Linked DNA regions of Homo sapiens: region 1 is linked to region 2. The links are chromatin contacts, found by Hi-C in ENCODE. All regions are on one chromosome and are shown on one strand. Each heading gives the region's core, a stretch centred on a gene start or an enhancer-like site at or near the end of the contact. The rest is flanking DNA. Distances are from core to core; before and after follow the strand shown. Region 1 holds the start of STAG2 (STAG2 cohesin complex component). Region 2 holds the start of ATP1B4 (ATPase Na+/K+ transporting family member beta 4).

Region 1 (4,074 bases), core at 6-2,505, 3.6 Mb after region 2:
AGGCGTTGCAGTGGCAACTCTCTGCCGCTAGATGCCGCTCCCTCCCAACGGGAGCCGGGCGCGGGTTCGTGGCCGACAGATGGCGCCTGCGCGTTCCATTCGCCTCCAAGTCGCCGAAGAGCGAACACCCCAAACAATCCCGAAGCGCCACCAAAAAAAAAAAAAAAAAAAAAAAAAAAAAAAAAAAAAAAAAGAAAAAAAACCCCGCCGGATCCGACCGCCACTTTCAAAACCCCCCACCGCTCTAGAACCGCGGGAGCTTCCGTCCCTGAGTAGAATTCGAGGGTGTAAAGAAGAGGAAGGGGAAAAATATCTTGTACCAGCCCAGGGGTGAAGAAGCCCCCGGCCTGAGAAAGAAGGAGGAGTGGGGGAGGCGAACAGTCTCGTTGCTGCCTCTGTGTACGCTGAGGGGGGAGGTAAGTTATAAAATGGCGGAGGCGAAGCTTCTAGAAGTTTGGAGGGGCACCCGGAGGGCGCTTGGCCCACCGTGAGGTGTGTATGATTGAAACAGGGCGAGAGAGAGGAGTTGGGAGGGAAAGAGGTTGGGCACTCTGTTGCCATTGAATTTCCCCTCTGCTTTCTTCGCCCCCATGGGGGGCAGCCATGGAACGGGGGGCAGAGTCCAGGCGGGAGGATCTTTCTCGCCCCCGCGGCGCCCCCCGCCCTCCTTTCTCCCTTCTCCCCCCAAGTCGCTACCCCAACACTTCCAAGGAACTTCCAGCCCCCCTTCCTCCCTACCTCCTACTCCTAGAGTGGCTTTCTACCGCAGGGCTCTTCTTTTCGACTACCCTCGCTGAAGATTTTCTCTTCCTTCCCTCGCCCAACTCTCCCTCGGGGCCTCTACGGAGACCCCCCCCCCCCATGGGTGGCCCAAAATGGAGAACGCGGAGCAGCGCAAGATGGAGGCTCCGCTTCTCTGTGTAGCAGTAGATTTAGGTTCCTTTTCTCCGGCAGGCTCCTAAGCCTAGGAGAGCCCGAACTGGAGGTGGGGTGGGGTGCGAGCCGTAGTCGGGGGAGGAAAGCCGGGAGGCTGTGGTTGGGGTGGGGGAGAGCGCGGTGTCGCGGTGAGGGGAAGGCAGAGAGCAAAATGGTGGTGCTGGGAACCTAGGGGGGAGGGGAGAAAGGAGGCTCAGTTGTGTATATTTGGGCCTCGGACCGAGGGAGGCGAGGGAAAATCTACTCTGATCACACCCCTCCCTCGTGCCCCCTCCCTTCTCCCTTCCCCTCCTCCCTTCCCTCCCTCCCCCCTCCCTCCCTCTCTTCCTCCCTTCCTAGAGAGGGAACAACATTCATGTGACGGGCCCCTCTGCTTCTCCCCCGCCCCATCATCTCCAGCGCGTGGTGGGGGAACTGCTGGGGAAGGCGATTGGCATCGATCTCTCCATCCCTTCCGAGGCCCGACTTCGGTCAGTTTTCTTCGGGCAACAATTTTCTAAATTGGCTGGGGTCTGGCGGTGTTGGCCCCCGCGCGCAGACCTTGCCCCGAAGGGGGCCCTGCCTGCCTGGCATGGGCGGAGGGGGGAAGGGCGGGAGTGGAAGGCTGTTTGTTGGGGGGTTTTGGCGCCACTTTTGTTTTAGTTTTAGTGCTGCTTTTCATTCCCACCCCCACCCGCACTGTCTTTCTCAAGGCACGAACTGAGCTGATCCTTGCCCCAGGTAGGCAGCCTGTGCGTTTTCACTCCACACTTTTATTCTTGCTCGGGGTCGACTTTCTTTTTTCTTCTCCCCTGGATCCGGAGATCTGCGGACGGCGATTTTGGGACGAAAAGGGTCGGATGGGCCGTGGGAGAGAGAAGGTGTGGGAAACAGCATCAAGTAGTTCCGCAAAACTTTGAGCCCCGTTCCCATTTTCTTTTGGCCTAGAATTGTGAACGTATTGTTGATTTCGGCCTTTTTTTCCCCCCGTCGCGAGAATGTCTTGTTTTGCCTTTAGTTTTTTATAAACCGCTGTACTTTCGACATTTAGTTTCCGCTCCCCCTTGGTGCATATGTCATTTTATTTTTAATCCTTAACTGTAATGGGTTATCGTGTGATTTTCGTGCTTCAGTGCTCGGCTTTAATTTTTAATATTGTATTAGTAGTTTCATCCGGTTTGTGAGACTTTCTCTTCCGTGGCCTAGAATGTTTTTTATGTTGTTGCCTACCACCCCTCTTCCCTCTCCCTCCTTCTTTCTCTTGGATGTAGTTTTTAAATTGAGGGCCATGGTGTTGGATTAAATGGTAATTTACAGTTTACATGATATATCTATTGGAAACTTTTGATCTGTAAGGTTAGATTTAAAGTAAACGAGGCGCTTGTGTTGGTTTGCAATGGTTCCTTAAAATGCGCGGGCCACCCCCTTCTCCCACCATAAAGCCCCATCTTCCCTTCACACTGGAGTGTAAATTCCATACCCCTTTTCTCCCACGGACCGCCGTATTTCGCAGCAGCCACACCCTGTATTTGTCTCTGTGGATTGGACTCATTATCAGCTTAATTTAGTGACTCTTAAACCACCATGATGGGACTTGCTTAAGCACGAAGCTTCTTTTCCTGTTTAGTCCTAGTGGTTAGTGTCGAAAGAGGAATCATCGAGGTTTCTTGATGAAACCTAGTGCGGTCCAACCTCTGCCTTTTTTTCTGTTGTCTTTTTTCCTACTCCGGGCTGTTGGCGGTGTCAGCACCGCTGCTGGGGGCGGGGGTGGAGGGGAGAAAGAGTCGGGTTACCGAAGTGCGTCATTCCTGGCTCTAGCAGGGCCTGCTCGGGAGCTGCTGGTGTTTGTTACTGTCCTCGCAGCACTTTTCTGCCAACCTTCTCTCTCTGCGTATTGGTTAGGAGCAAAAGCAGGAGGCGGTCTCCTAATTCTGTCTGTAGCCTAGCGCGTTGCGTTTAAGGGTATATCTGAACTTATTTTGTTAAAAAAAAGGCTCTGGGAAGTGGATGCATTTGTTTAATGACATATAATTCAGGTAGTTTAGGCTTGCTCTCATATACTTTCCGATGAACAGTGGGGTTAATTTTCAACATTTTCAACCACTTAACGTTAAAATGCCTGGTTTTCTTTCTACATTGATATCAATCTATAATTAGGGATCAGAAGGACCAGTTTAAGGTATATAAGTGTTCAGCAGTTTTTCAAGTGGTTGAATTGCAGTTTTATGACACATTATGTTAAATAGTCGATTTTTTTTTTTCATTTTGAACTAAGGTGCCACGTTAAGTAAGTTAATTGCAGATGTTTAAGTTCGTTTTCATCACATTTCCCTATTTGTCTTTTTAGGTATAATTTTAAATATGCCCTTTGGGTTTATGGACTTCATTAAAATTCTTAAAGATGGTTATATCTTTGTGTTTAACTGAATTCTTAAATTTATCACCTACCAAAGAATTGTGTAAGGCGTAAGGCGGCTGTATAGTTACATTGTTGGATTTTGACTTAACATGCTAGTTTTTGATACTTTTGCTATCTTTGGGTAGAAGTGTACTTAGAGAACATAGTATCTTCCTCTTAATTCTTTTTGAAGATAATAATGAGAGGAGGGAGTGGGTAGGAGGTAGGTGTGAAGCAGAAGTGGCCTTGAGTTGATTATTGTAGCTGGATGAATACAGAAGCGCTCATTGTTACTATTATTCTCTCTACTTTTGTGCGTGCTGTTAAACATTTCCATAGTTTAAGATAAACTTTTTTTGCAGTAGAATTTCCAGATTGTCTTACAGTCTTGGGGGTAATGACTTAAGTTTATATTTACATGTCAAAATTACTTGCATAGGAAATTTAGCCTTGTGTAAGTGATTACACAATGCTTGGCAAAACTTTCAAAAAAAAAAAAACGTTTAAACGGGAACTAGTATAAAACAGGCAACATAAATACTTATAAATTGGTTGAACTTTAAATGTTTATAACTTAGCCTGAATGTGCTCTACTTTTAGTTTCCTTTTTAATTCTTTGAAAACAGGAAAATTCCATTTGCAATTTTTGTAAATTCTGCTTAGTGTCTATTTCATCAAGTTGGAGTTACAGTGAGTCAGTATGAAAGGGATTTACTATTAATAGGAGGGGCTTTGGCAGTTGCAGTAAGTGACAGTGGAAG
Region 2 (4,514 bases), core at 343-2,842:
TTCCAGAACACAGCCTGGGCTATAGCTGAAATACATGGCAAATGTCTTAAGTATACATCAAACCTCCAATTACCCAGAATGCTTAGGAATGGAAGATTCTAGAGAATGGAGTATTTTGTTACCTAAGGTCATGTCACTCCTAACTCCCTTTTGTCCCCCTACTCTCAGTTTTTGAAATGTTTTAAAGTGAGTGTACTCTCTTTTCAGCCTTAGACCAGTTAGCCTAGCCATTGTTTGGTTTTAAGGCTTCCAAGGGCCTGGGGATTCTCATACTTAATGTAAGGAATCACACAAAAGACTGGCTTGGAGAAGGTGTAGAAGATAGAGATCAACATCTACTGAGACCAGAGACCAGATTATCCCCTAGAATATATTTTGCTTTTAATAAAATTCAAAGAGAAGAATAAGTTTCTCTTTTTTGTAAGTGGCCTTTTTCCCTTCAAAGAAGCATATGGGAAGAGACACTGTTAAAGAAGAGGTCTGATTAGTAACATTACAGTGAAAGGAATTCTTATTTAAAATTAACTGCAATTGAAGCCATTTTCATCAGAATAGCCTTGAATTGGAGTTATGATTAAATCTTTCTAAGCTATTGTGCTGTTTTTCTCAGTAATGAATGTGCCCAGAATGTCAGTATCTGCAACATTCTCAGCCACTTGAGTATAATGGGGTTTGATTTGTGAAGGAAGGATCACAAACTCCATCCAGGCCTTTTAGCCACCCAGGCTCCAGTAGGGTGGACCCCAAACAGACCAAAAATGCTATACAATATTCTTAACTGTTTCTTCTAATTTTTCCTTTCATTGGATCCCATGTTGGTTTCAGGAGTTACATATGTCTGGGAAACTGACACTGCAAAGTTCTGGCTTGTTCCCTGCCCTGATGCTAAGGGATAAATATAGATCTCAACCACTACAGAAATTTGGCCAGGATTTGGAGGGGTGTGTGTATGAGGGGCAGTGACTGATGGGGCCACTCTGACATGTGGGCTAGAAAAAGGCTTCCTTATGTCCAAGACCCTCTTTGGGGCAGGGAGGAATGAAGTAGGAGCCTGGCTTCTAAAATCAGAAAGAATAATCCACATTTTAAGAAGCTCATGGATTGACACAAATAAGAAATATTGTAGGTGGCTTACAGTGTGTGTGGGGGTGGGGGGAGAGAGCAAAGGGAATCTTTCCTGACATCCTAGATCCTTTTGCATGAGATCAGCCTTATGAAAAAAGCAAGTTATTCTTGGCCATCTCCCCTCACCCCCAACTCCCACCCACACCCACCCCCTGCATGCACTGATATCCAACTCTCAATTGAGAAGAACATGACTTAAGATTTCCATTGGGGCCATCATATCTCAAGCGCTGGAGAAAGACAAGGGGTGGAAAGACATATAAAGGGGGCGGGAGGGTGAGTTGCTCATCCTCGTGACCCAGAATATCTCCCCCTCCTTGTAATGATGAGCTTGCTTTTCCATAAGGGCTTTCCCTTGATTCAGGGAAGGAGCCAACCAATGACAGAGGGACATGTTAGATTATTCTGGGGAAGGGCTCATGCCAGGAGGGTTCACTTTTACCAGGCGCCAAGTGTCCCCAGCAACCAGTGTCTCCTGTACCAGCAGAAGCTCCAGAACTCTCACCCGATTGCCTGCCTCTGCTGCGTCTTTGCCCACTGAACAGCCATGAGAAGGCAACTCCGGTCCAGAAGGGCTCCATCCTTTCCTTACAGTTATCGCTACAGACTCGTGAGTGCCAGAGAGCAGAATATTTTGCTGCCCCCTCCCCTTTTATTTTAATGGGGTGGGTTGGGGGCTGTGTAGACCTTGGTTTACGGCTGCCTCTCTTTGAGACGGGCAGAAACAGCGAAGTTTAGGGGAGCCCAGGGTTTCAAAAAGGAGCAGTGACTCCCAGCACCCCCGGGCACCCTAAACTGCTGGATAAAAGGAGGAAGCCCCTCTTCCTGTGAAACAAAGATAAGGGAAGGAGAAGATAACAGAGAATAAGTGGCTTCTAAAATCTTTTCCTGGGAGTATAGAATTTTCACAGACCTTTTGGAGTATAAAAGTTTAATTCTAATAGCAAGAAATTTAGCCAAGAGGGAAGGAAGGAGGAAGAGGAAATGAAAGGCACTGCCTACCCAGCTGTCTCTTGGGTGGTAGCTTCTTAGAGTCCAGCTGCTCTCTTTCTAAAGTAGAAATTCCAAACTATAGCTAAAATCATAGAATCCCCAATAGGAGCAGGGAGGAATCCTAGACATTATCTCTCCAGAACCCCTCATTACCTAAAGGAGGCTGCTGTGGCTCAGAGTACAGGAGTGACTTGCAAGTTAGTGGAGGAGCCAAAGTGAAAATGCAATATCCTCACTGCTAATCTTGTACTCTTTCCATTGTATTTGCAGAATGCATCTTCCAAACCCCCGATCTGCCACTACCCATTGCCATCCTGACTGCCACCCCACACTGCCCAACATGTAGACACACATACATTCTTTTGTCTCATCATTTATTTCCAGGGTGTATTACAAATTATTTGATCCAAAAGTTTATTTGCATTTATTTTGCTATAAGTCATTAATGTATGCCACACGCAGTGCTTTTTGGGGAGAGGATTTTGAAATGTTCCCCAGAGAGGATTGTGATCTCAGCCCCAGGAGGAAACAAAGCCTAAGCCATTTTTCTTTGGGTATGGCCACTTATGTAACCAGGGAGTTAAGTGAAGACTGTCAACAGCCCGCAGAAGAAAACACACATTATTCTAACCTCCTATCAATCTACAGAGGGCTTCTCTTAGCTTTTTAGCCACAATTTGAAGAACCGTTTAACTTCCCCCAAAGTTTCTTCCAGCTCTCAAAACAGTTACAATCTGCAGGGGTATAAAACTATTTCTTACTTGCCTTCTTTTCTATGTAATCTTGTTAAAATGTTGTGTATAATTTCAGTTATTTGTTAAGTGGCTTGGATTTTAAATGCATCAGGGGATCTTGCTCTTTATAATACTTGACCAAATTTAAAAATAAATTAATGCAATCCTGTGCTAATTTCTCTTTTAAAATTAACCAGCCATTCAAATGTTTATGGTGTATAAACACATGCCTTGCTGTCTTCTTTGCAGAGCACAAATTTAAAATTTATCCTTTGGGTCATACTGTTTGTTTATATATTTGTTTATATGTTTATATATTTAGATTACTCAAAATGGAGCTACCCTCTGTTCTTCAGACTCTTCCCTTTCAGGGAAACCTGATGACCCCATCACACACCCACTACCATATCCCAGCACACTCACACACACTATCACATGAGGGTAGTGCCACTTTAGGAAAGTGACAAGACAGAATCTTAGGGATAAGCATTCTCATTACCAAAGGATTTTCTATTGGATTTTGTTAAATAGTTTCACAAAGATACATTTTACACAGGATTTAATTAATGAGGATCTTTTGGGGAAGGCCTCTCTTGCACAGTGTGACCATTTCCTTTACCTGGAAACAGAGGAGAGGAGAAAAGATTCGAGGTTCCTAAAGTAAAGCTCAGGAACCTCTCACAGCCTCTCGGGTGTGAGAGCTGTAGGGGCAAATTAGCCGTGAGAAGATTAATTCTTCTCAGGAGGGTAAAGCTTTAATGACAAGCCATCTGTAATGGGATTATCATGAGAGCCAATATCTACAAATAAGATCAGTCTGAGGCCTAGGCCAGCTGCCTCCTCTGTGGAAGGTTAAAGGCAGGCATAGGTAACATGGAGAGAAAAGAAAATTGTTCAGGAAATATAAAGGGAATATATATTTCTCCTCAATGAAATGTTATACTTCAAATTCACTGAGATTCTCAGGTGCAGTAGATTCTCTGGGGGCCATGATTGCTACCCACTGTGATATACATGACAGCTCAGTCAGGGTGACAAGCTCTGTGAGAGCATTCCCGCAGAGTCCTGCATCAGGAATTTTAAGTCAGGCAGGTATCACTGATATTTGGTTAGGACCCACTGGGTACTTAACTGTCAGCTTTACACTGTGGAGGGCCATCGAGAGGCTAGAAAATATGGAATCTCCCTCTGGGTGCTCAAAATGTAGTTTGGGAGTTTAAATGTGTGCATAGGTTCACACACAAGTGAAAGATATTTAAGAACAGGTATTAATCCATTCATCATTGAGTGATGAAGTTTATTTTCCTAAGCCTTACACTGTGAGCCTATGTCAGTCAGCCATCCTTGATTATAATAAGCACCTAAAATCTTTTTTTGTGTTTTTTTGAGACAATGTCTCACTCTGTCACCCAGGCTGGAGTACAGTGGCATGATCACAGCTCACTGCAGCCTTGACCTCCCAGGCTCAAGTGATCCTCCTGCCTCAGCCTCCTGAGTAGCTAGGACTACAGGTGCATGCCACCATGCCTGGTTAATTTTTTTTTAATTTTGTAGAGACAGGGTCTCACTATGTTGCTCAGGCTGTCATCAAACTCCTGGGTTCAAGTGATCCTCCTTTCTTGGCCTCCCAAAGTGTCGGGATTACAGGCTTGAGCCCTAAAA

What was found. Hi-C counts contacts between places; a loop is a spot of excess contacts on that map. Pooled maps may share reads with other maps.
Region 1: a pooled map of gastrocnemius medialis shows a loop between it and region 2 (5-fold over the local background). The contact joins the promoter of STAG2 here to the promoter of ATP1B4 in region 2. A Hi-C loop is called at or near these places in 1 of 168 maps with a recorded cell type or tissue (gastrocnemius medialis) and 2 of 50 pooled maps.

What each region holds. Positions count from the first base shown.
Region 1 is chrX:123,960,451-123,964,524 of GRCh38, forward strand. STAG2 (STAG2 cohesin complex component) reads left to right here and starts at 1,256. Exons shown (of 35, transcript NM_001042750.2): 1 at 1,256-1,406. STAG2-AS1 (STAG2 antisense RNA 1) reads right to left here and starts at 891. Exons shown (of 2, transcript NR_130770.1): 1 at 739-891. RefSeq lists enhancers at 1-137, 836-885, 2,314-2,413, 2,504-2,763 and a silencer at 1,206-1,345.
Region 2 is chrX:120,360,497-120,365,010 of GRCh38, forward strand. It overlaps ATP1B4 (ATPase Na+/K+ transporting family member beta 4), which reads left to right and starts at 1,593. Exons shown (of 8, transcript NM_001142447.3): 1 at 1,593-1,735. The coding sequence starts at 1,673.